Regions from separate parts of the Homo sapiens genome. Here regions 1 and 2 are each linked to region 3. The links are chromatin loops, found by intact Hi-C in ENCODE. Cell type or tissue: heart left ventricle. All regions are shown on one strand.

What was found. A loop is a pair of places that touch in the nucleus more often than their neighbours do. Peaks named below come from ENCODE experiments on the same cell type or tissue, not always from the same donor. Only the 100,000 strongest peaks of a DNase experiment are listed, where the experiment ranks them.
Region 1: it touches region 3 in a loop (2.3-fold over the local background); 2 of 110 quality-filtered maps call a loop at or near these places.
Region 2: it touches region 3 in a loop (2.5-fold over the local background); 4 of 110 quality-filtered maps call a loop at or near these places.

What each region holds. Positions count from the first base shown.
Region 1 is chr11:133,158,658-133,166,657 of GRCh38, reverse strand. All of the region lies in intron 1 of OPCML (opioid binding protein/cell adhesion molecule like), which reads left to right. Among named protein-coding and RNA genes, the nearest start is that of OPCML-IT1, 200 kb to the left of the region's middle. In heart left ventricle, a CTCF peak has its summit at 3,011 (motif pointing right); no DNase peak of the experiment used is centred here; H3K4me3 peaks cover 315 bases; H3K27me3 peaks cover 898 bases.
Region 2 is chr11:133,680,479-133,688,478 of GRCh38, reverse strand. No RefSeq gene overlaps it. Among named protein-coding and RNA genes, the nearest start is that of LINC02743, 130 kb to the left of the region's middle. In heart left ventricle, no CTCF peak of the experiment used is centred here; no DNase peak of the experiment used is centred here; H3K27me3 peaks cover 629 bases.
Region 3 is chr11:133,522,077-133,530,076 of GRCh38, reverse strand. The region is part of intron 1 of OPCML (opioid binding protein/cell adhesion molecule like); the gene reads left to right. Among named protein-coding and RNA genes, the nearest start is that of OPCML, 6.4 kb to the left of the region's middle. In heart left ventricle, no CTCF peak of the experiment used is centred here; a DNase peak (open chromatin) is centred at 3,080; H3K27me3 peaks cover 2,196 bases.

The DNA.
Region 1 (8,000 bases), 360 kb after region 3:
GCCTGCACATCAAGCTGGCATGCATCGCACACCTATGCAGGCAACTCAAACACAATTCTCGGCAAATCTTCTGTCATCCCCATCTCTACTCCCAGCAGAAGAAATCACTCCTTCCTCTGTGTTCCCATAACATATGCCAATATTATAACATTAACTACACCACACATAGAAAAGTATTAAGGTACAGACACTGGAGTTGCACATCCTGGGCCTGACTCCCAGCTCTGCCATCAGGAGCTGTATGGCCTTGAGCAGATCATCTCATCTTTATGTCACAGTTCCGTCATTTAGAATATGTGGATATTAATAGCACTTACTACTACCTGGCTATTGCATGGAGTAAATGAACTAGTGCATGTAAGGGACATATAACAGCTCCTAGCACCTAGGAATTACTATAGAAATGCTAGTTACTATTAAGAATTTATTTAGAGCACTGACTCTTCTACTGAACTGTGAGGATCTTGTAGGCATTGGTCATTCCTTAATGTTTTTATATTTTTTTCCCCAAAGCAAGCTTAGTTACTGCTGGTTAAAAGAACAGAGTGACTTTCATATAAAAGTGACTAACACAGCATCTGACAATTAATGAATCCAGTGAGTGAGTGAATGGGTGAATATGGAGTTTGTGGAATAGTAGTTGACACAGAATAGGCATTCGCTAAGTCTTTCAAGATGAAGAGGCATTGTCTTCATCACCGAGGCATCCGCTGGCCTTACAGCTGGATCCCACTGAGTCTTCAATTGCTTTTATTGAGGTATTCTGCGGTTGTGGTGTCCTAGGTCAGATTCTTCTTGTGTGGGATTTCAGGGTCCAGGGACCAGGGTGGTCTGGAGTTGTCAAAAAGCATCCTGGAGAAAACACGTGAAGTGAGCTTCAAGAATAGACCAGTAATCAAGAGCCTGGGGAGGAGAGAGGGCCTGCCAGCGCACAGCTTGGGTCTCCTTTTGCTTGATGCTGTGTGACAAAACAAACGTAAAACACAGGAAACAAAAAGCTGAGGGCACAGCCTCCACCCTCGGGGAAAAGACCATTATGTTAATTGGATAAGAACTTGGAGGAAATTTATTCCAATTGACCTTTAACTAGGAGAAAATATAAAATATTTGAAAACTTGGGAAGTATCAAGGCCCTAGGCTTACAGACAAAGAGGGAATGAGTTCCTCTGCAAACCCAGAGGAGCTGGGTTGTCCAGGCCCAGGGAAAAGGAACCCTTCGTTGAAACAAGGGTCCCTGGCCAGGGAGGGTCTCCAGGAGGCTCCTGCTGCAGCCAAGGTGCAGAGTTTTCTGGATGAAGGGGAGGGGCCCTTCCAGACCCTGTATACCTGAGTCCCTGGGTCTGAGCAAGCGTGACCCTGCAGAAGGCCTTTCTGCACAGCCTCAGCACCTCAGCTTTGGCACAGGAAAACCCTCGTCCCAGTGCGACTGGAGAGACAGACCATCTGCCTACACCAAGCCTCTGCAAAGCCCAGCAGAGAGCTGAGGCCATGCGGCTGCGCGGCAGCTTGCTGGACTGTGGCTCGGCTCACTGTAAGTGCTCTGGCTGTGACCAAATCACAAATATGTTTTGCTCTGAGTACCTTCCCCCTTAATTTTTAAATGTATATGTATTTCAAGGGAAATGAAATCCATGGGTTTCTAGTTCATTTACCCTTAAATCATTAAAATGCTGTTTAAGAACATTAGGCATCCAAGGAGCTTTTCCAGCTATTCTAATAAGCATTTGAAAGACTCTTTTCTCCCCTCAGGGACAGTTTCATCGGAAGCAAATGGACTCAGAGTTCCAGAGGATGCAGTTTGGTTTGGAATTCTATGTCAATGTTTTATGTAAGGCAAGGGATCCTAATCCTGGTGAAATATACAATCCCCTCAGTACAGGGAAGGCAGAAGAATAATTCTCTTGCTTTTACTGACTTTGGGTCTAGGAGAGCGCCTTTAACTTACACCTGGAATTATTGAGGAATAAATTGAACAGGAGATAACATTTATAGAGCACTGACTGCATACCAGCTCCTGGGCTCTGTGCCTTAATGTCTGTCATCCCTACATAATTACAAGGAAGGAATTGTCCTCGTTATTCAAATGAGGCTTAGAGAAATGAATCCTCTTACCTGCGGTCTCGAGTGATGGCACCTGAATCTATCATTCTGACTCGAAGCTCTTTCCCATCTCATGGCCTTGGACATTTTCCCAGGGTAAGAGTACCAGCTGGCTTTTCAAAGCACTGACAAGGTGCCCAAAACATTACCAAGAACATTTATTCATTCATTTGAGAAACATTTGTTGATGGCCCCAGTTCCAGGCACTAAGTTAGTACTCATACTGACCCCGCAAGAGAGGCATCATAGTTTCCATTCTACAGATAAGGAAAGGGTGGGTGTGTTGGGAAACAAGGCTCAGAGGGTCTGTTACTTGCCCAGAGCCACTTGTCTTTCTGCCACTTACCATCTGAGGCACAGAAGCTGCAGGCAAGGGGAACTCGAGGGCACTGCACTGTGGCTGCTCTGATCCGAGCAACTTTTTAAAAGTGACTTGGTATAAGGTCACTTAATACAGGAGCAAGTTAGCTCATGCCGTGGGTGGCTTCAAAGCCCTGCCCTTTGTGAAATAGGCAGAATGGCTGCTCTATTTTAAGTAGAAATGTTGCGTGTAAGACGTCAACCCCTTATTGGTAGAGGGGGAGGGACAATCTCATTCAGTTCATTAACAGGAGAGAATTTATCCACATAACACAGAAACACTAAGTCAAAAGCCGTATGAGAGATTTCTAATGAAAGTCTGGTTGGGGTTGCTGTGTGAGCAAAAGTAAAATGAAATTTGGGAGGGAGTAATGGCGCCTACTCATTTGAACCGCAGCTGCTATTTCTCTGTCCAGTATAATTATAGCGGAATTAAAGGAGACAGGAACACCTCTTTGCACTGCTAAAGTTAAAAAGTGGGTGGGAGAGCATTCTGAAATTAGTCCTTCCTGCAACACTCACACTGAAATGTTTGGAGAAAAAGGAACCACTAGAGGGTGCTGTCCAGACAGCCAGAAAGACGGAGAAGAGGCTGTGGTATACACCATATACTGAGATTGTCAGGAAGAAATTCATTCAAGAGGTATTGCAGTGGTCTGTAACTTTCAAACAAACTATTATTCCTGAATGACTCCTGCCTTTTAAACGTCTATGAACATGCCCCTTCCTGTCTGGTAGGAATGAGCCTTTGCTTTCTTCATGGGATGGGTGAGAGAACAATTTTCACTCTTGAGCACTGCCTCATATTTTCCTGGTATGTGCTCCAGGATTAAACTTTCAGATTTATTACATTTTCTATCTATGCAATTTTTGTCCTAAGGTCGTCACAGCAAACACTTCCACAGAGTCTCGGAATGTTTTATAAACCAGTCATGCAGGAACACGTGCTGTGGTGTAACATGCTGCCCCCAAATTAGAGAATGCTCAGCTTCTGTCCAGCTTGCCTAGCATCTGAAATAATGAGAGTGGCAAGGCTCGTAAGAGAAACGGAAACACAAGAAACATATTAAGACCTGGCACACAAATAAATAAAGTTTAACTGCACCAATGTCATCTCACAGTGGGAAAGTGATTTCTAAAAAGTTTTCAGACACACTACCTATGTTATCATTGCATCTTTGTAATGACGTCGTGCCTTAGGAGAGCCTTTCTTATCATTTCATACACTGTAAGCAGAGGCCCAAGGTGGCAAGGTCAAAACCGCAAGGCTGGTTACTAGCAGCGTCAAGATTCAAACTCTGGCTTTCTTTTTTCTGAGTCTGAAACACTCGTTTCGCTACTATGAAGGATTTCTTGGTTTTCAGTAGGCATACTGGTGAAATAGATTCATCTGGGATTTCTGGTAAGGAAACAACCGTGTATGCATGGAGCAGCTGAAGCCCGTAGCAGAAGGGGAAACACGCTAGCCTCTGCTATCTTTCCGGCTGACACAAACAGGGACCCTTTTCCTTTCTTCCCTCGTGGCTGTAACTGCAAAGTTTCTTGCATGAGGACACTGTCATGATGAACGGCACCCCTGTTTACCACCAAATCGGGTTGATGTGGCCGGCAGTGTGTATGTTTCTAAACAAGCCGGCAGCGGCAGTCCCAGATCCACACCCTCTCTCCCTGCACTGCCAGCACTGACATGACGGGAACCTGGCCGGCCCCCCAGCCAAAGCAAGATGGATTGAGATACAGAACTTTATTTTCTTTTTAAGCAAACATGAGCTAGAGTTGCTGTAACTCAGCCACGTTCCATTTTATCTTCATGTTAATGAAACCGCACAGCAAAATTCTGGGGCACGTGGAGGGCAAAGTCCGCTGCCTGCTCACCAGCCCTGAGAGTGCCTTCTTGTTGCTTCTGGGCCTTGTCCTGCACGTCTCAAAGGATATCGCCCATTTCATGGCCTGTGAGGCCATCACACCCCTTTAGTGAGAGTTCTTTCTCTCCCTCTCTTTCTCATCTTTTCTGCAGTGTAGACAATTTGCATGCACTTTCCCTTACCCCTGCCCTGCCAAGATCTAGGCATGGTTGATAGTGAACTGAGTAGTGTTCAAATTGGAAGAAAAAGAAAATCCCTGTCCCTCCTTTCAGTGGTTGAGGAAGTGGTCAATACAAAAGATCTATGTAGCATCATTTTATACAAAAAAAAAAAAAAAAAAAAAAAAAGACAGAGACTGCCTCTCTTACCTGTTACTTGTTGTGGTTATCCCTGATCTAGCAAGGAAAGTGTCACTGGAGGGTACCGGGAGGCAGGCACTGTGCTGGGTTTTGAAAATGGTTTTGGTTGTGCTGTTTTTCAGCATTGTTTTCTTCTGTGTCAAAATATTATTCATATACTTGGTTATAGATGCATTGAAATCCCAAGATATGCGTAGAATTGTGTTTCTTGAGGGTAGGAGATACAAACAAGTATATCCCACTCAAGATTATATATACATATACACATACATTTCCTCAGTTAATAATCAAATTACAATACAGTATATATTTCAAACTTCTCCATTTGATGTGAGTTATGGGAAATGCTAAGCACTGTTTCCATTATGTGGTGAACCTCAATATCGGCCAGCTGACAGAACTCTTCGGGATCCTCTGTAACTGTTCCCTAAGCTGTCCTGCCAGCCTCACTTATCCCTGCAAATAGACTATCTTTCTGCCAGCTGCCACTCACAGCTTTAAATCCCACGCTCCTGTCCATGCTATTACTCAGTTCTTAGAACACCTTCCTCACGCTTGTCTACCTACCAGGAATCTTATCTTCTAGGACTTAATTCTACGTCCATTACGAACACTTTCTGTCATCACTTCACTTTGAAAAGCTCTCTCCCTCCAAATTCCAATAACACTCATGCCACTCGATATCTCCTCTGTTGAATTACTGAACTTTTGTTTTACAACATGTTGTTATTATATTTTCTTTGCATTTTTATCTTGTCACTGCAATCAGCCAGGATGGCTGCCTCCAACTTCCCCTCAGTCCCAAAGCCACAGAAACCACAATAAAACACAGTCAAAGGTGTGCCCTGGCTTGTCTGAACATCCTCCTGTGGATTCCCTTTAGTCGATTAAGAGATAAAGAGAAAGGTAAGGCAGGAGTTGTGAAATTCCCATTCGGCCCAATGCCTGCCCCGCACCAGGCCTGCTGCCTGATTTCCATCCAGCTCCATGTACCTGGGCCGGGGCTGCTTCCAGGGCAGGCCTCACACCGTGCAGAACATGGCAGCCTGCTTGCTCAGTAAGCAGCCACGTGGTGCTCCGGCCCTCCATATGCTTCCCTGGCTTTGTCTCCTTCCCATCCCTCAGCAGATCTCTCCAAGCCTCTCCAGGATGAATGCAATGTCTAGCTCTAATGGTCTCTGAGTGTCCTGCCAGGACAGGAGCAAGTCCAGTCCATGCTCCCCAGGCTGAAAGAATCCCAGGCCAAATCTGGAGGGGTCCCTCACCAGGCTCTCAGTCCACAGAGATGCTGCACCAGAGCAGCGTTGCAGAACAGAAAACTGGAAGGTTGGGAATCAGGGAAGAAGGTTGGGAGGCAAGATGCAAGGGCATAAACTGCCCATCAAGTTGGTAGGCCAATGTAGCAGGAAGCCTAGGCTCAAAACCAGAATTAGGAAAGGAGAAACATTGATGAGACAAGTCATGCTTAGCTCCAAGGAAGGCTCAGGGCAAATGTAGCAAGCAGGTCAGTTTCCAGAACAATCTGTCCAATAGGCATTTCAGTAAACTGCTGACTTTACTTACTGTCTACTGCTGAGTTGACTCAGGAGTAAACTCCTGGGGCTATTCCTGGGGCAGGAATTGGGAGTGTCACATGAACGCCTGCACATAGTAAGTGCTCAATTATTATTATATTCTATTTCTTCTGATCCTCCCCAAGGGCACCAAGGCTGTGGGAATGGTTGTTCACCCTGGATGGATTTACTTCGCCCCTCTTGGAATTGCTCTGTTTTTCATAAATTGAGAGACTTAGGGGCAAGATATTATTTGTGTCTACACATTGCACATTAAAGTTCCCTAAGAGTTCTTTGATGAGGATACTTTCGAATTTCTGAAGTAAAGAAAAAGGTAATAGAGCACATAATCCTTTCTGTCAGGTTTGTATAAAAGACATTATGTGATTAAGCCAGTGTCTGCGTTCCAGGAGCCTGCACTCAGCCCACATGAGTTTTTGATTGCTGGTTCTGTCTGTATTGTTTGAGTCCTCTCTTTGATTCTCTATTCCTAAGACAAGGCTGAAACCACAGGAAACCAAAAAGGAAGCCAGGTAACAAATGTTCCTCAGAGAGGTGAAGCCCTGTGGATGAGAACTCGCGTGCCCTGGGGCTCTGTGGGCTGTGATGCTGGAATAGGTCAGGGTGGGCACACGTTCTTGTGCTTATTTTGCAGCTGGGCTTTGGGAGACAGGGAGACATTCCACAATGGTGGAGCCATTCCATATTCCAAGGGTGACAGAGCCCTGCCTTCCATTATAGGAGACTACGACAATGTTTGTCAATCTTCACTTTCCTTCTCTACGCAATACAGATTTATTACTTCGCTCTTGAATGCAAGATTGGCCGCATGACTTGCTTTAGTCATTGAAATTTGGGCAGTAGTGACTGTGTGAATTCCAAGCAGAAATTTTATTATTCACTGCATCCCTGTCTTCCCTCTAATGTGAGATTGACAATCTGCCATTTAGTGGCCCCTCTGTCAGTCTTGGTGCAGAGCAAATACCCTGTGGGACAGAAGAATGTGTCCTTGTGAGTGAGAAGCACATAGCTTCTTGCCACTGCCTCTAACATTTAGGGCCACTTGTTGTCGGATCATAACTGAACCTGTCCTGACTGAGGCATACATCGTGCCCCAGGGACCTCTGACCTCTCCCTTTCCACAGGAGCCAGAACCCAGGGCAGAGCCCTCATGGGAATGAAGCATCCCATTCAGAAATGCTTGTCGGGATGCAGAGAATGGGCTAACATGTTTTCAGATGCCTAGGTCGTGAAGATTTCTAAAAACCCCGCATCTTATCAGTCTCACTCAGGATCAGCAAACCACCTTATTTCACTTTCCATTAGCTTGGGAGTGCTTTGCAGAAGAGAGAAGAAAAGGCAGGAAAGACTTCCCAAATCATTTCAGGAACTGGAGAGTGATTTCACTCATCTTATTAACAAGCCTGTGATGAAGGGAACATGCCACCTGAGTGTGCAATTCATCGGTGTCACTGTTTTGCCTGGTTCAAATCAACTATGGGAGATAGGCTGTTGACCACATTTCTGCCCTCGCTGGTGGTACGAATGGCCCCCTCCAGACAGGAGGAAAGCAGTCAGCCCTCCCTGAGAGGGGTTCTTCAGGATTTCCTTCCCCTTTCTAATGAGGGGCTTTCATACCTCCTAGAAATTTTTTTTAATTTTCATTTTATTTTATTTTATTTTATTTTATTTTATTTTATTTTATTTTTTTAATTTTATTTTTAGACAGAGTCTCACTCTGTCACCAGGCTGGAGTGCAGTGG
Region 2 (8,000 bases), 160 kb before region 3:
GGTTATATCTGAGCATCCATTCAAAGCTTTATAACTCATATTCTAGAACTTGCTTGCAATTGATTCAGTCTTTCCATTAAGTGGGACTTACAGATGATGGTGGATAAGAGGTAATAGAATTTTGGAAATCGGAGGGCCTTTAGATATTATTTAGTCCATTTTCCTCTTTTTTTTTTTTTTTTTTTGGATGAAGAAAGTAGGACCTAGAGAAGTGAAGAAAGCTCTGTGAGGTCACAAAACAAATTAATGGCAGGGACAGGGCTGGAACTCAAGTTTTTTGACTCTTTGTTCACTATTCTTTTCACTGAACCACCCTAGACATTTCATAGAATTGACCAATGAAGCATTTCTTTTTGTGAATATAGGTCTGTATATTAACTGTGTTTTTCAGTGGTTTCTTTGTGCATGTCTACAGACTTGTGCTGGCTGGAGAGTCATCTGGGAGTCTTATTTTAAAGTGTATATGGCTATGCATATGCATATGTATATGTGCGCATTTCCTGTCTGTGTCTGTCAGGGATTCTCGTTCAGTGTGTCTGAGGTGGGACGGTAAATCTGCATTTTGGGAAACCTTCCTCGGGGGCTGCTGCTGCCCAGCCTGGTGTAGACACACTGGGTGCTTTCGTAGACACACTGGGTGCTTTCACAGATTCACAGCCTTTCACTTGGCCCTGCAGCTTGATGGTGTACACACTTTCAGTCAACTTTTCCTGAAAAAAAATTTAGCTCTTTTTTGAAAACTTTAAAGTCAGTTTGTCATTAAACAGTTTTATTTATACCTAATGATCACAATTCCCTAGATTCTTCTCTCCCCCTTTCAGGCGGCAACTGGAACACTGAAGGCCGCAAGCGTTTCCCAGTCTACTGAGGCAGAAGCCAGAAGAGGGGACTGGTTGGCAATAGCAGCAGGTGGAACAGAGAGATTTTCAGTCTTCTTAGAGCCTTGTTGTGTGTGTTACATTTCCTTTATGTGCTCAAAGTGGGATACTCAAGTTTTGTGGAATTACAGAAACGGGGGAAGACCATTTCCATCCTTTTGTAAGCAAGCCCTATAGTTCAGGGCTCTTACACTTTGGATCTATGGGCACCTAGAGGTCTGAGGATGGGCTTCAGAGAACTTATTAATGCCCTAAAGTGTTAGTCCCAATTTTGTACGCACACACTTGCATTATGGTAAGGGGAGACCCCATAGGTTTCATCAGGTTCTCTGAAGTCCCATGGCCCTCAGTAAAGAAAAACTTGCTAGAGCTGGCATTTGCTACAGGATCATTTGAGATGCCACGTTGCTTCTCCAAGGTGTACGGTGGTGCCTTGGGTTTAGTCACTCAGGATCGTGGAGAGACTCTCCCTAGGTGCAGATAATTGAGGAAGAATAGAAGTAGAACTGACCCGCAGTCATGCTCTCCTTCAGCAGATAATTCCCCTCTGTGTTAAAATAGACACAGAGTAGATGAGTTGAACATGAGGAAATGAGAAAGGAATGTGAACATTTATCGCATTTATAAATTATAAATAGCTATTTAAAGTATTTGACATCTTCAATGCGGGGAGCAAATGTGAATGGCAAGTTTTTATGCCAAGCTTGATATAATCCCAAAAGTAAGCTGCTAATCCAGAAAGACGACCTGTAGCAGGGAATTAGCAAAGTTTTTCTATGAAGAGACAGACAATATGTGAGACTTCGCAGGTCGTCCAGTATCACTGCTGGCATGAGAACAGCCACAGATAATACATAAATGAGTTGATATGGCTGTGTTCCAATAAAACTATATTTATGGACACTAAAACTTGAATTTTGTATACTTTTCTGATGTAATAAAATATTTTTCTTCTTTTAGTTTCTTTAAAACCATTTACAAATGTAAAATCCATTTTTAGCCTGGGGTATGTAGAGAAACAGGCTGCAAGCTAGATTTTACATGTGGGTTGTAGTTGGCTAGCCCTTGAACTTGGGTAATTTAGAAGCTTTGAATTTTAGAATCCAAGTTAAATGAACATCGTTCTCCAGTTTTCTACTTTGGCTTTGGCTAAAGAACTCAGAAGTAAGTTAGGCAGCAATTGTAATAATTGAATTTTAATGTCAGAAAGTCCTTATAACTTGATTAAATCTTGTTCTATATTCTATCTTTCCTTAATTATGCTGATCCATTTTGTGGTATTTTTCAGCTCACAAAGGGCTTACATTTAATGATTTCATTTAATCTGGTTAAAATCATTTTCAAATTTTTTTATTCATATAAGTAGAACATGAAAATATTCTTATTGTTAAAAGTATCAAACACAGAGAAAAGTGAAAGTTCTCATTATCCCTCTACCCAAATCAACTGTTTTCACCAAAGAAAACTATAAATTTGATGTAGATTCTTTCAAAATCCTGCTTTTTCAAAATTTATTTTTTAAAATAAATTTTGTTGTATATGTGTAAGGTATACAATATATGATGTTAGGAAATATATAGATAAATAGTAAAAAGGTTACTACAGTGAAGCAAATTGATGTATCCATCATCTTAAATACATAGTTACCCGGTTTTTTTTGTGTGTGTGGCAAAAGCAGCTAAAATCTATGGATTCAGCATAAATCCCACATACAGTACAATTTTATTATCTACAGTCTTCATGTTGTAGCTTAGCTCTTTAGACTTGTTGACCTTACATCTTAGGTATTTATATGACATCTAGTTTTGTGGATCTTTTTTTCTTTTTAAGTTTTTGCTTACTCTGTGGTAAATAATGTTGTACGTATTCTAAACTTGCTTTTTGTTACTTTACAATAAATACATCATAGAGATCATCCCATATCAATGCATATAAAACACAGGTCCTATTTCCTTTTAGTTCATACAGAGTAGTCCATAGTTTGTGGTATAGTAGCTTGCTTATTTTTTTCTTTATGACAATGACTGTAGCTGTTTTTAATTTTTCCCTTTTACAAACAATGCCGCAGTACACATTAACCCACACATGGGGAATGCCAGGGCAGAGGGTTATGTACATGTTAAATTTGAATAGGTGCTCTCTACTTGCCCTTCCAGGCAGCATGGCCAGTTGATGCTTCCACCAGCAACATGTGAGCATCCTCTTTACCCTGTACCTTTTTATTTATTTATTTATTTATTTATGTTTTTGCCACTCAGATGACCACAAAATGGCATCTCCCTTGATTTAATCAGCATCTTTTCACGTGTTTATTAGATGTATACACTTCCCCTTCTGCACATTTTCTAGTCACAGAATTTGTTCTTCTTTTCTATTAGTTTAGTCTTCTTTTGCTTATTTGAACTGTTGGTGCTTACATACAAACTGGATAGCAGTCGTTTGTCCATTATTCTGCAAATTATTATATATGTCACAGTGTCTTCTCACTGTGCAACTAATTTGTTAATTTTGCTTTTAATTGTGCAGGCTTTTTTTTTTTTTTTTGGTAGGTGTATTGATCATCTCTCCTCTTTGGCCATTCCTGTTGGTATCTAGCATAAGAAACTAGACCTTTGACCACATACATATTAAGGATTTCTGATCAATGAAGAAAACTATAAACAACTTTAACAGATGGATGACAGATTGATAGAGGATATTTGCAAGATAAAAGAGAAATTGACAAGAGATTAATATATAATTCACACAAAGAATTCTTACAAGTCAGCCAGAAAAAAAATATTGGGAAACCTAATAGAAAAACGAGCAATGGATATAAATAGCAATTCACAGAAGGAGAAAACCAAATAGCTAGCAATCTGAATAGAGATACTCAATCCTACTGCTCACTAGATAAATGACAATAAAAACAGCAATGAGATATAATGTTATACCTATTAGATTAGCAAGAATTTAAAAGTTATATAATCCTAATTGTTGTTGAGGATGTAAGAAAATGGGAAAACACATGCACCGCCAGCAGGACTAGAGTGTGCTGCGGCCATCCTGATAATTGTGCAGGACTTGGAGGTCCCACTTGGTGTGTACCCTACAGAAACGCACGCATGACTATGTAAAAAGGCATGCTCTGCACTACTCATGGCAGCCTTTTTTGTGGCAGCAGAGTTAAAGGCAACCTGCATGTTCATCTCTAGATGAATAAATAGGCCAAATGTGATGGGTGATAGGGAGCTAACAACACAGAGTTGAGAACAGAATGTAAAAATCAGAACAATATCTATAGCTCAGTTCCACTGGTATACATTTATAGATGCATGTAAAAAATGTAATGTAAATTCATTAGAGTGGGCGCCTGTGGGAGTGGGGGAAGTGGAATGGTGATCAGGAAAGAAGAACGACTACACATAGCCAGAAGAAATCTTGTACAGATTGTGAGGATAATCGTCCATCAACTAGGGCGTTTGATTAACCGAATTCTCTGCATCTTGGTTCCAAAGGGGAGAAAGCATCTTTTATTTCATGATTACAAACATCTTATCCTATAATCATTTCTGACATCCATATGATTTGTTTTCTAGGCTTAGCTTTGGTATTGATTGGAATTTATTTTTCTGTACATTATCAATTAGTTCATAACTTATATTTCTTCTTATTAATGGTTAATGGCTTTAATGCTGTTAAAGAATTCATACCTTTCTCCCTAACTTGAAACATGACCTTTATCACATACTAAATTCCCACATGAATGTGGGTTCCATTCATTTATTTGAATATTTTTGTGGCGTTTTCATGCTATCTTAATTACTATAGCTTTATAAGATGTTTGTGTGTTCTGTCAGGTGAATCTCCACTTGCACTCCTTTTTTTTTCAATATTTTGTCAGCTATTCTTTCAACTTTATCTTCCAGAGTAATTTCATAATCAACTTATAAATTTTATTAAAAATCCTATAGAAATGTCTGTGGGGGTTGAATTTACTGAGTTTGTCGATTAACTGAGGGAGAGTATTTGCCTCTCTACTTAGCAAGGTCTCTGTTTTCTTCAGTAAAGCTGTATAGTTTGGCTCACATAGTCCTGGCAAATTTCATGTTAGGTTTATTCATGAGTGTTTCATAAAATTCTTCCTATTACTGTGACTGCTTCTATTACAACATTCTAATTTAATATTGCTGGACATTCCAATGATTTTGATTTTCATCTGATGTCTGGTCATTTTAATGAACTGTTGTCAATTAATTCTAATAGTTTTAAAATGTATTCTTTTGGGCTTTTCAGGTAGACAATAATATATTTAACAAATAATGACAGTTTTGCTTCTCGGCAGTATTTTTATTTTATTTTTTTCTTATTGTACTATGTAGGACCCAATTGCAATGCTGCTTAGTGATGCTGAAAAGTGAGCTTCTTTACTTTAATGAGTCTTCCGCTATGTCACCATTTCATATTTGATTGGCTTTCATTTTCTGGTAAATATTTCTTATTGAATTAGGAGATAGGATTTTTTCTTTTATTCCTCATCTTCTAGTAGATTTTTCTAAAAACTCACAATTGGTATCAAATATCGTCAGGTATTTTATCTGCATCTATTGTAGTGATAGCAGTCATGTGGGTTTTCTCATTTAATGGTTTGATTTTCTCAGAAACTCAGTGAGCTAGATATTAATATACCCATTTTACAGAGATGGAAACGAAACAGCATATAAGTTAAGAAAATTGCTCAAAGTTGGTCAAGCAGTGTGGAACACCATGCCATGAACCCCTGGATTTTCTACAGTTGGCACTGTGTTTGCAGGGCTGTGGTAGCCGTGGCTCACTGTAGATTGTGAAACAAAGGTGAGGATTTGCATACTGTTGATTTCACCTCTGAGGATGTATCCTAGGAAAATAAAGTGTGTGAAGACTATGAACAGTGATGTTTATCACATCACAAGGTAAAAATGTGAAAAAATGAAAAAGTTGAATGAGAGATGAGATGTCATCCATAACAGGTATTAAATGAAACATTATTTTCTTATTAAAATATTAATGATAAGAGAAGTGTTCCTGATAACATAATATGTGAATAAAAGCAATAAGTCTATGACATTTCTGAAAATCCCTGGGAAGAATGCTGGTAAGAGGAATGAAAGGAAGACGCATATTGGAGTCCCAGTAACAGGAAGCCCCTCCTTGGCAGGATTTTGGAAACAAGCCAGTCTCATGTGCTCGGGCCTCTTTAGAGGGACATTTGCTTAAATACATAGCGAGTGAAGGTCACTGAGGGCTGCAGCACAGGTATCTTGCATCCCTGACATGAAGCTCTGGTATGTTCTATGTCTACATCTGGTCAACAGTTGCACCGTGTCAGTGAAAAGTCTGCAGCATCAGTCTCTCTCTGGAATCCCCTGCAGACTCCCCGTGCCCTCCCGACAGCCAGCAGCTGTCACTGCTGGCTCTGTCTCAAGAGCCTGCCACCCTTCATCTTAATGACCCTCTAGACAAGGCAAATGAGGCAGCTCTGCAGGCCCCTTCTCTTCACCTGGAAATGAATTAGTGGTCCATTAGCTTAATGAGGAGCTCTTCCTGCCTCCCCCACCAGAGGGACTGTGCTTTCAGGAACGTGGAGATGTTTTGGATGCAGGTCACACCCGTGGCCAATCAGAAACTATGGTCCAGGGTTCTTTCTGCCCACTTTCCAGCTACGTGGGTGATGTCTGTCTGCTGCTTTATTTTTTTCCCTTTGCAAGCAACTTGTCGTTTGATCTGAATTTAAACAGCCCCGGCTTGCCTGGAGGAGGATAGGTGGGGGGTGGTACAAGTGGCAAATGCTTCTCACAGCTGATATGACAGCCTGGAAGGAACTCTCTTTCCAGTTTCACTCTTGTTTCTGCCTCTGATTCTTTCTTTTAGAGGCTTGGATCAACTCTAACAAACAAGGCGTGGCTGGGAGACTCTCAGGCCCTTTCAGAGTCCTTCTATATATTAACTATAAATTCTTACTGTATGTCAGGTGCTTTGCTAGGTGCTTTTCAAGAATTAGGACATTAAATCCACATAATAATACAGTTTGTTGGAAGCTATTACTATCCCCAGTTTAAAGATGAGAAAACTGAGTCTTAAACAGGTCAAGAAACATGGCCAAGATTTCACGGTCAGTCCATAGCCGAGCATGATAACAGCAGAGCTGGCACTTGCTGAGTGCTTTCTATCTGCTTCGCATGTCACCTATATTAGCTCATTTATCCTAATAACCACCCTGTGAAATAGGCATTATTATTGCCATTTTGGAGTTAAGAAAACTGATGCTGAGATGTTAAGTAAACTGCCCAAGTCTACTTAGTTAGGAAGTGGCAGAAGTGAGGTTTGCACTCACGTAGGTCTGTCTCCAAGGCTAGCAACCGTGACGCTTGGTCTCAGCAAATATTCATTTAGTGCCAGTTAGCAGACCTTGGGTTGGGTTCTTGGAATCTCAGGTGGAACAGGCCATGCCATTAAAGAATGCATAGTCCAGGGAGAAGGAAACGCGGAAAAGACAATTTCAACATAAGAGAGAAAGCCCAAGGAGTGGACCTTGAAATGTAAAAGGATTCCCATATGTATTAGTCAGGGTTCTCTTAGATGGACAGAACTAATAGAATAGATGTGTGTGTGTGTGTGTGTGTGTGTGTGTGTGTGTGTGTGTGTATAAAGGGGAGTTTATTAAGTATTAACTTACATGATCACAAGGTCCCACAATAGGCTGTCTGCAAGCTGAGGAGCAAGGAGAGCCAGTTCAAGTCCCAAAACTGAAGAACTTGAAAGCATGGGAGAAAGATGTTGGCTGGGAGGTGAAGCCTGTCTCTCTGCCTCACGTTTTTCTGCCTGCTTTATATTCATGGATTGCCGATTAGATGGTGCCCACACGATTAAGGGTGGGTGTACCTTCCCCAGACCGCTGACTCCAATGTTAATCCCCTTTGGCAACACCCAGGATCAATATTGCACCCTTCAATCCAATCAAGTTGACACTCAGTATTAATAATAGCACCAAAAGAGAGGATGTTTCATGTAAATATTAAAAGATGAGTTGAGATTAGTTGAATACATGGTTGCTGGTGATGAGACAGAGGCAGGTCTGACAGCTCAAGGCTGTGTAGGATGGAC
Region 3 (8,000 bases):
GGGAGAGCAGGGTGTGGACATCACTGCAACATGCCCTCTTTCTGAAGAGTCTGTTACCTGCTTTGAGGGCTACTCTTATGCTAATTGTGTCAGGAGCCCGGTAAGAACAAGAACGGGGAGGAGAAAAAGTTAGCCTTAGAAGGTGTCGGTGAAAGAACGCTTCGCATCTTGAGGGGTTCCTGTGGGAAACCTGGCTGGATCCGGAAGTTCTGATGAGCTGCCATGGCTTACTTGCGACTTCTCCTTTCTCTTTTCTTTTACTTCCTGTTATAGCTTTAGACTTTTTTTTCTTTGTTTCAAATGATGATGCTTTTTCTCCCACAGGGATTAATACCAGCTCGTTAGCCACTTACTTTCACTGCGTCTAAAAACCAAAGGCTGATGTAATAATGGAACCTTGACCTGGTTAGGCCTCAATGCCATTTTATTCTGCAGCTTCTATTTCTTGGTAAAACATGTATCCATCCCAGAGTAATTTTAAGGTTAATGCTGTTGTCGCCTGGTACCTTCCACTGATATCACAAATAGCTTTTCTAGGCAGAATTTCTGGGATGGAAAAGACAGTCACCACGTGGAGACTGAGATGAGCCCACACCCAAGACAGGGCAGAGGGCCCGTGGCCAACTGACTTGTCATGCTAGAGGCACAGTCCGAGGCTCTGGACACCCCTGGTTGGGGTAATTTTGTTGTTCTAGTAGGAGGAGAGAGATAGTCTGGGCTGGTGGCCTTCTTGACCTTGGGTCTGGGGGCTCTGTAGGAAGCAGGAAGCGAATACTGCTAGATATGTGCATCAGAATCACCTAGGAGGAGAGAGGCAGGTTAAAATGTGGAGTCCCTGTCCTCGTCTCAGACGGAAGCATTTTGAACTAGCATCCCAGGTCCTTCTGATTACCTGCAAACCACTCTGTCTGTCACTTAAAACCTGTGACCATGGCCTACAGTATTTGAGTATTTGAGTATTTGAGTCAAAACCTGTCTTCTTCTTGTCTTTTCTCCTCCAGCTTTGAGAAATGGCTCTGTGGCCATGGGGCAGGGTGGAGTAAGGGCAAGAAGATGTTGTCATTGCCAGCAGCCAAGGCTCAGTTCCTGAGGCACAGTGCTGCCCAAGTCCTTCCAGGGGCCAGCACCATGATGCAAGGATTGCTAACTTGGAAGACTTCTTTGCTCAAATTCAGACCATGACTTCCTGTTTGTCCCCTTCTTCTTGGCCCATCCTGTTTGTATCTCCTTCGTCTTGTGACTCTAAGCAGGGGAGTTAGCTGGGAGGGGTCCCCATTTACCCAACCTGGATTGAGCTGTGTCTTCATGCGCTGATCTGTGAGTCCAGGTTCTGGGTACAACTTCATCTCTTGCACCTTAAACAGGCTTTGCCCGTTTAGGGTCAGAAAACCCTGGGCTTGGATAGAAAATCCCCCGAGGTTTAGGATTCTTCCTTCTCTAGCACACACCTTCCTGCTTCTTCCTTCAGGGAAGTCCCCAAATCTTGAGTTTCTGGGCTGGGATGTTTGGCTTTGGGGTAAGGCCTGGGGGCAGGCTCTACAGCCAAGTTTTGATGAATTCCTTTCCTGCTCCTTAGCCTCTCACCAGCCCAGAGCCGGCGAACCTGCTAAGAGTGCCTGATGTGCACAAGGGGTCTAGTGGGGGAATCCACGCGCCAGACTCACTAAGAAAGAGATAGGAACAAGGACAGAGCATCTGGTCATGAGCAAGTTCCCATCGTCCTTTAGCCCATCATGGATTCACGCCATCATGTGGCCCTCAATCCCTTAAAAATGATCGACATGTTAATAAGGTTAGACTGCGTCATCTGCATTCAGCATGGGCCCAGTGGCAATAGCAGGTGCTGAGAAGGAGATAGCATCAGCTGCCTCATGAAGATGGCTTTTTCAGTAGCCTGGAACTGGGCAGCACTACTCAACCTGAGATTAATCAGAGATCCCGACGGGCTTGAGGTTCTCCCATGTTCCCTCGGTCCTGTCTGCCTTTGTGCTTTCTCGAATTCTTAGCACCCTTGGCCACATCTCTGTAACCTAGAAAATTACAGAAGGAGATTCTTTAGACAGCTGGCACTTGCCTGCATTTGTTGTCTAGCAGCTCTGGGCCTGGGTCTCCCATGCCAGCTACTGGGAACTATCTCTGGTGGTTACAGCCTCAAATCTGTGTCAGGGCTGCCTGGGGCTGAGTGCACTTCCCTTTAAGTGGGACTCCACCCAAACCTCTAAGTATGCTGAAAGCTGAGAGTGATCTCTTTGATTAGTGGCTCTTTGAGGCTTATTTGGTTGGTTCAAGGCATTCTCTAAGTCTCAGTTTACCAATCTGTAGAATGGGTTCCAGCCATGTATGAACCTTGTTTCCAACTGCACAGAGTAGCTGAACACCTAGGTTAGATGATAACAAATAAACACTTCTAAATTTTTATTATAAAAAAACTCATCCTGGTCCTCTAGGAATAGGGTAAAGAGAGAAGGCAACTCGCATGTTGGAGAAGGGGAGAGGACATTCCATATTGTTAAAAATGGGAGAAGATAAGGTAGAATCATACTGACCATATATGTATGTCTTTGTCACAGTGATGAAAATTAGTAAAAGACAATCTACTCCTTCATTTATTGAACAAGACTTTATATACGTTCTGATTAAACAATGTATTAAGATATTCTCCTGCCTCAAAAATCATTAATCGAGTAAAACAGGAAATTGTTAAGCTTTTTCTTCTTTTTGACCCCCAATAAAATATGCATTCTGACTTTGAGCTTTTAGGTCTTAGTTTTTCTGCTGTAGAAAACTAAGGCAACAGACATGGCACCTTTGGTCTCTCAAAACGTTGCTTTGTGGTATATTTGGTGGGGTGCTAGATACATGGACTTGTATGTCAGCCTTGGACAGCTGGAACTCCAGGAGCCCCATCTAATAGCCTTTGGCCTATGGGCACTGGCTTTTCTGATGCTGGTCCGCTGGACAGGGACCCCATCAGCCTGCAGCCCTGTTTGCAGATGGACTGTTGCCATCTGCCTGCAGCTGCCTGGGGCTGGAGACAGAGAGATATGGAAGCAAACTGTGATTCCTGTCAGTGAGCTCAAGTGTCAGCCCCCAGATGGTCTGTGGCTGCTGACAAGCCAGGCTGTCAGGAGCAGTGGATGTTAGCACCTCTGATACCGACTGGCACTTTCCAGACAGAGAGGGCCAGGCAGGTGGCTTCACCTTGGGGCGGCTCTGCTCTCCCACTCCTTCTGATCCCAGTCCTCAGTGCAGGGCTAGGTCCTGAGGACATTTGTCCCTCTTGCCTTTTATGCTGTTGGTGGGAGACCCAGACTTACAACTTGCTACTTATCTGCAAAGCCTTGGTTGCCTCTGCATTTTCCCTGAGGGGTGGGGATGGTTCTAACACAGTAGGGCATGGATGTAGTTCCACTTGCTGGATTTATACACCACTCACTTGATACCCCAAGATGGTGGTATTTGTATGGCTCAGGGAAGGATTAAAGGTAGCCCTGAGAAGGGAGCCAAAAGAAATCCAAAACCAGAGAGAAGCTTGAAGATGAATGTGCTTGCTACTGCCTTCCTCTAAGCATGTGAACATACATTCCCTCCTCTCTTCTTCACCACCCCCTTGCCAACCATAGATGCATGCCCCTTCCTGCACACATATACACGCAAGGCACACATGCATTTCCAAGCCAGAGTTTAGCTACTCTCAAAATCACATTCACAGCTCTTTAAGGAAAGCAAGTCTTCCCTCTTGCCTTCTATATCTGCCTTTCCAGAACTCCCAACTCTAGCCCCCAGCCTTGGTGCTCTCCCTGTGGGCACACATGGCAGGAGGCCCACAGGCTGCCTGTGCCAGACACGGCCATACATGTGTGAGTGCTTCTTCCTAGCAACGCAGAGATTCCCTGCACATCCACCCACTCGCCTCTGCGCCCCAGAGCCAGTAAGTAGGTGCTAGAGGCAGGGCTTTTGCTTGTCTCCCATCACGTCCTGTCGCCACCCCCACCCCAGACCTCTTGGTTCGGAGAGGCTGGGGACCATCCTGCAGTCACTAGCCTAACTTAATTAAAAGTTTACAAAATGCTTTGAGAACCCCCTGGGCAATGTGCTGGGTAAGTGCAAAGGATTATCATTATGATGCAGGCGCATTCTCGTTAATGAGCGGAGATGCTGTGCTGAGAGACCCCCGGAAAGGCCAAGATGAATTGATGCAGTGGGACACAGGCCGTTGATTGGAATGGCTCCTTGCACTTAGCATGGGAAACGATAAGTGACAATCAGATTGCACAGTGAACTCCAACGTGGAGAAAACCAGGCTATCTGGCACTTCAAGGGGCAGAGTCTCTCAAGTGGCCTGAGCGGTCATTCTGGAACCTTTATTCCTGGGGAATTTACAAATGGTGTTTTACCACACTTGGGAGTTACTAACGGTTTTAGAAACACAGTGGTCTCATTCCTTATGGATCACCTGGAAAAACTTATCTTTGGTCTCATTTGTTCCTCACTAAGAGACTGTGAGGTAGGCAGTGTAGATGTCACCCTATTGTGATCTGATCTTCGCGTTGCCTAAAACCCTATGTAGACTTCCGGTTGACTTTAGAATAGACTTCGAAACACTTCAAATGACCCACAAGGCCATGATCTGGCCCTGCATTCATCTAGCTTCATCTCCAGCTCTCTGCCTTTCCAGCTCTGGACTTTAGTCACTCTGGACAATCACAGTTCCGTAGACAAGGCCTGTTCCCTCCTTCCTCAAGGGCTTCACCTGTCAGGTTACCTGAGCTTGGAAAATTCTGATCCTCTTATAATTTTTTCTGGCTACACATCCTTTCCATCCTTCAGAACTCAGCTTAAATGCTGCTTTCCCAGGAGCTCATTCTTTATGCTTCAAAGTAGGCGAGGCTTCCCTGTTTATTGTGCAAGTCCTCGGAACCAGACTTCTCTTTTCTAAAACTGTGAGTCCATGTATTTCAAACTAATTCTTGGTTTTATGTCTCTCTTTCCTCCCTAGACCATTGTTTATACAGGCAGAGACCACACCTGTTTTGTTCTCCAATATGTTCTCAGTGCCTAGCACGGGTGGGAGAGAGCAAGTGCTCAAACAGTATTTGTTGAACAAATGAATGAGAGAATGAATGAATGAATAAATAAACACTGAGTGCTCACTTACTTTAGGCAATCATTCTGTTCCATCCCACTGAGTCCTCAAAGGCATTGAGGCCCCCAGTTTGGCCTGCCCAGCAGCTTGTCCCCTGCAGAATGAGGGCAAGAAGCTTGGGGATGTGCCTTGCTTCTGAGAGACGGGAATGTGCAGGGAATGCTTATAATGATTACTCATTCCAGTGTTCTTGCTTGTCAATAAACACCAGCTCTGAGCTACCGACCAAACACACATGCAGCAGCACAGAGCTGGAGCAGCACACTTTTGGATCTCACATCGCACACTGCGACAGACACGCCTGAGAGTGTGAGTCGTTCCGTAAACACAGATGTGGGCCCTAATGTGGGCTATTGGTTTAATACAAACTAAAATTACTCAGCACGTTTAATCAGGGTGTCTGCTGAAATGGCCCCAGTTATTTGAAATTTAGAGTCAGGCCCATGGTGCTAACAAGCAAAAACTGTACCAATCAAAAGGAGAATTCTGTTGTTCATAGGAAGTGCAATGTTGGGTTAGAGATACAAAAATGCAATTGCATAGCAGAAGGTCATGAATGGTCAATCAATGCTTAAACGGGTTGATGTTCATATGGAAAAGGTAAAAAGCAGCTTAGCAAATCACAGGATATAAAAAAGGGTGCTGTATCACTTCTTGCACCTACTCACTTATCGCAGTCTGGCCTATTTCACGGTCTTGCTGTTGTATGGCTGTGGGATTCTGAATGGCGGACATCCTGACTTATTCATCTCTGAATACTCTACAGTACCAAGCACATTTATTTATTCAACATGTGATTTATTGAGTGATTACTATGTGACAAATACTATGCTAGGCATTGGGAATGTATGCCTGAACAGAAATTGTTATGGTTCCTGCTCTCATGAAGCTTACAGTCCAGAGGGAGAGACAGACATGCGTCAAACAAACACCCAGACAGTTGTGAAATCATGACCGACATGAAACTATGGAAGGGGAGGTGTGTGGTGCTGTGATTGTCTGTCAGGAGAGCTTGATCTTGCCAGGGAGGCTGGTGAAGCCTTGGTTATGAAAGTGACAATTGAACAGAGATTTGAAGGAGGAGGAGTAGAAATTATCCACACCCAAGAGCAAAGACCAAAGGAAGAGGCAGAATGAACAGGACGGGCAAAGTCCCATAGCATGAAGAATCAGAGCACATTCTCCCACCTGACTGGAGTGTAGAGGAAGAAAGCATGGGCCAAGATGAGGCTGGCAGCCTGGTAAGGGGTCAGAAGATGAAGACAGCCCTTGAAGGTCATGTGAATCATTTTGGTCTTTATCCTAGAAATAATGGAACTCTGTTGATGTGATTCATGATTTACATTTTTTATTCTTGTTCTTGTTGCAGTTGGCAGAATAGATTGGGAGAGAACAAACCAGGAAGGGATAGACTAGTCGGAAGACTACTGTAGTAGTTCAGGCAGGAGATGGCTGTGCCTTGGAACTTAGGAAATATTGGTTGGAATGGAGACACGAATGCACTTGGGAACTTTTAAAGGAAAGTTGTAGGTGGGAGTCAGAATCTGCAGAACTGAAATCTAAGTCTCCCCACTGTCAGCACCAACACTCCTGGGAGAGTGCTGAGAAGAGCGTCCGTCCTCAGGTTCCTGCTTGTATGCTATCTCTTTCAGTTTAGGTGTGATCTTGTCCTGGAACAAGGAATAGGTTGTTTTTAGAAATCCCATACTTCTTGGCGGTCTAATAATCTCAATCTCTTAACTGGTGCCCTCTCTGGGTCTAATGTAGGGCTTAAAATTGAATAACTCGGTTTCTCTACCCTTCAAAAATATTACAAAAAGCCCTAGTTGTGTTTTGTCTTCTGGATTCTGTCTGTGGTTGTTTCCTCCTGGAAGAAATCAGGCATTTTAGAAAAGCGCTAATTGGACGCCATAGTAGCTTGTGGCCACCAAGATGCAACTAGTTCACAAATATTATCACGATGCAAAGCATGTATGACCTCCACATGGCCCACCGCCTAGACCCCTCTGAGCAGAGAGTGGCATCTATGGCTGGCTCCCTACAAACATTTTTTAAATTGCAGTAATTTATTTAAAAAGTGAAAGGTCCTTGGAATCAAAAGGGACCTTGGAAATTGTCTAGTTGAGTGCTTTCATTTTATAGATGAAGCACTCGGGCAAAGGGCATCTGAGTGTCTTACCTGAAGTCACATAGTCAGATAGTGACTGAGCCCCCTCTTGAATACAGCTCTTCTCGTCACCTGTCGCGTGTCATATCAAATCATAGTGAAGGGCTGGACTGAACTTTGCCTCCCAATCTGTTACGCTGCTGGAAAACGGACCTATAACCTTGACCATTACTGTGTTCCCTTGAAGCTCTCTCACCTTAGTGTACAAAGAACATTGTGGAACAAGGTAGCTCCAAGCTCCCTCTTACCCAAAGATCAGAATCTAGGTCAAAAACAAACAAACAGAAGCCCTGTCTCCTTCAGTGGCATTTGCATACTTCGAATGACCTTTGTAATGATCTGGGAGACTTCCAGAAATACTTTGCTCCTTGATATGCAGAAGAATATGTTCAGGGTAGTACAATACCAAATGCCAGATACGTGTCAACTTGACTTGTTTGGTCTACGCACCATGACAGGTACCTGATTTTATCATCACTACACTATCAAAACATCTATTTTTAAATATCTGTTTGGGCTTGGCTCTGCACTAAGCCAAGAGAAAATCTATACTGAGAATCCCACAGTCTCTACATTAATGATTCATGTTAAATGGTGGCTTAGAGTGTACAAATCACATACATGTACGGCATGACTATTTTGTGTGCTACTAAGGGAAAGAGCCAAATGCACTAGGTCTTCTTACCT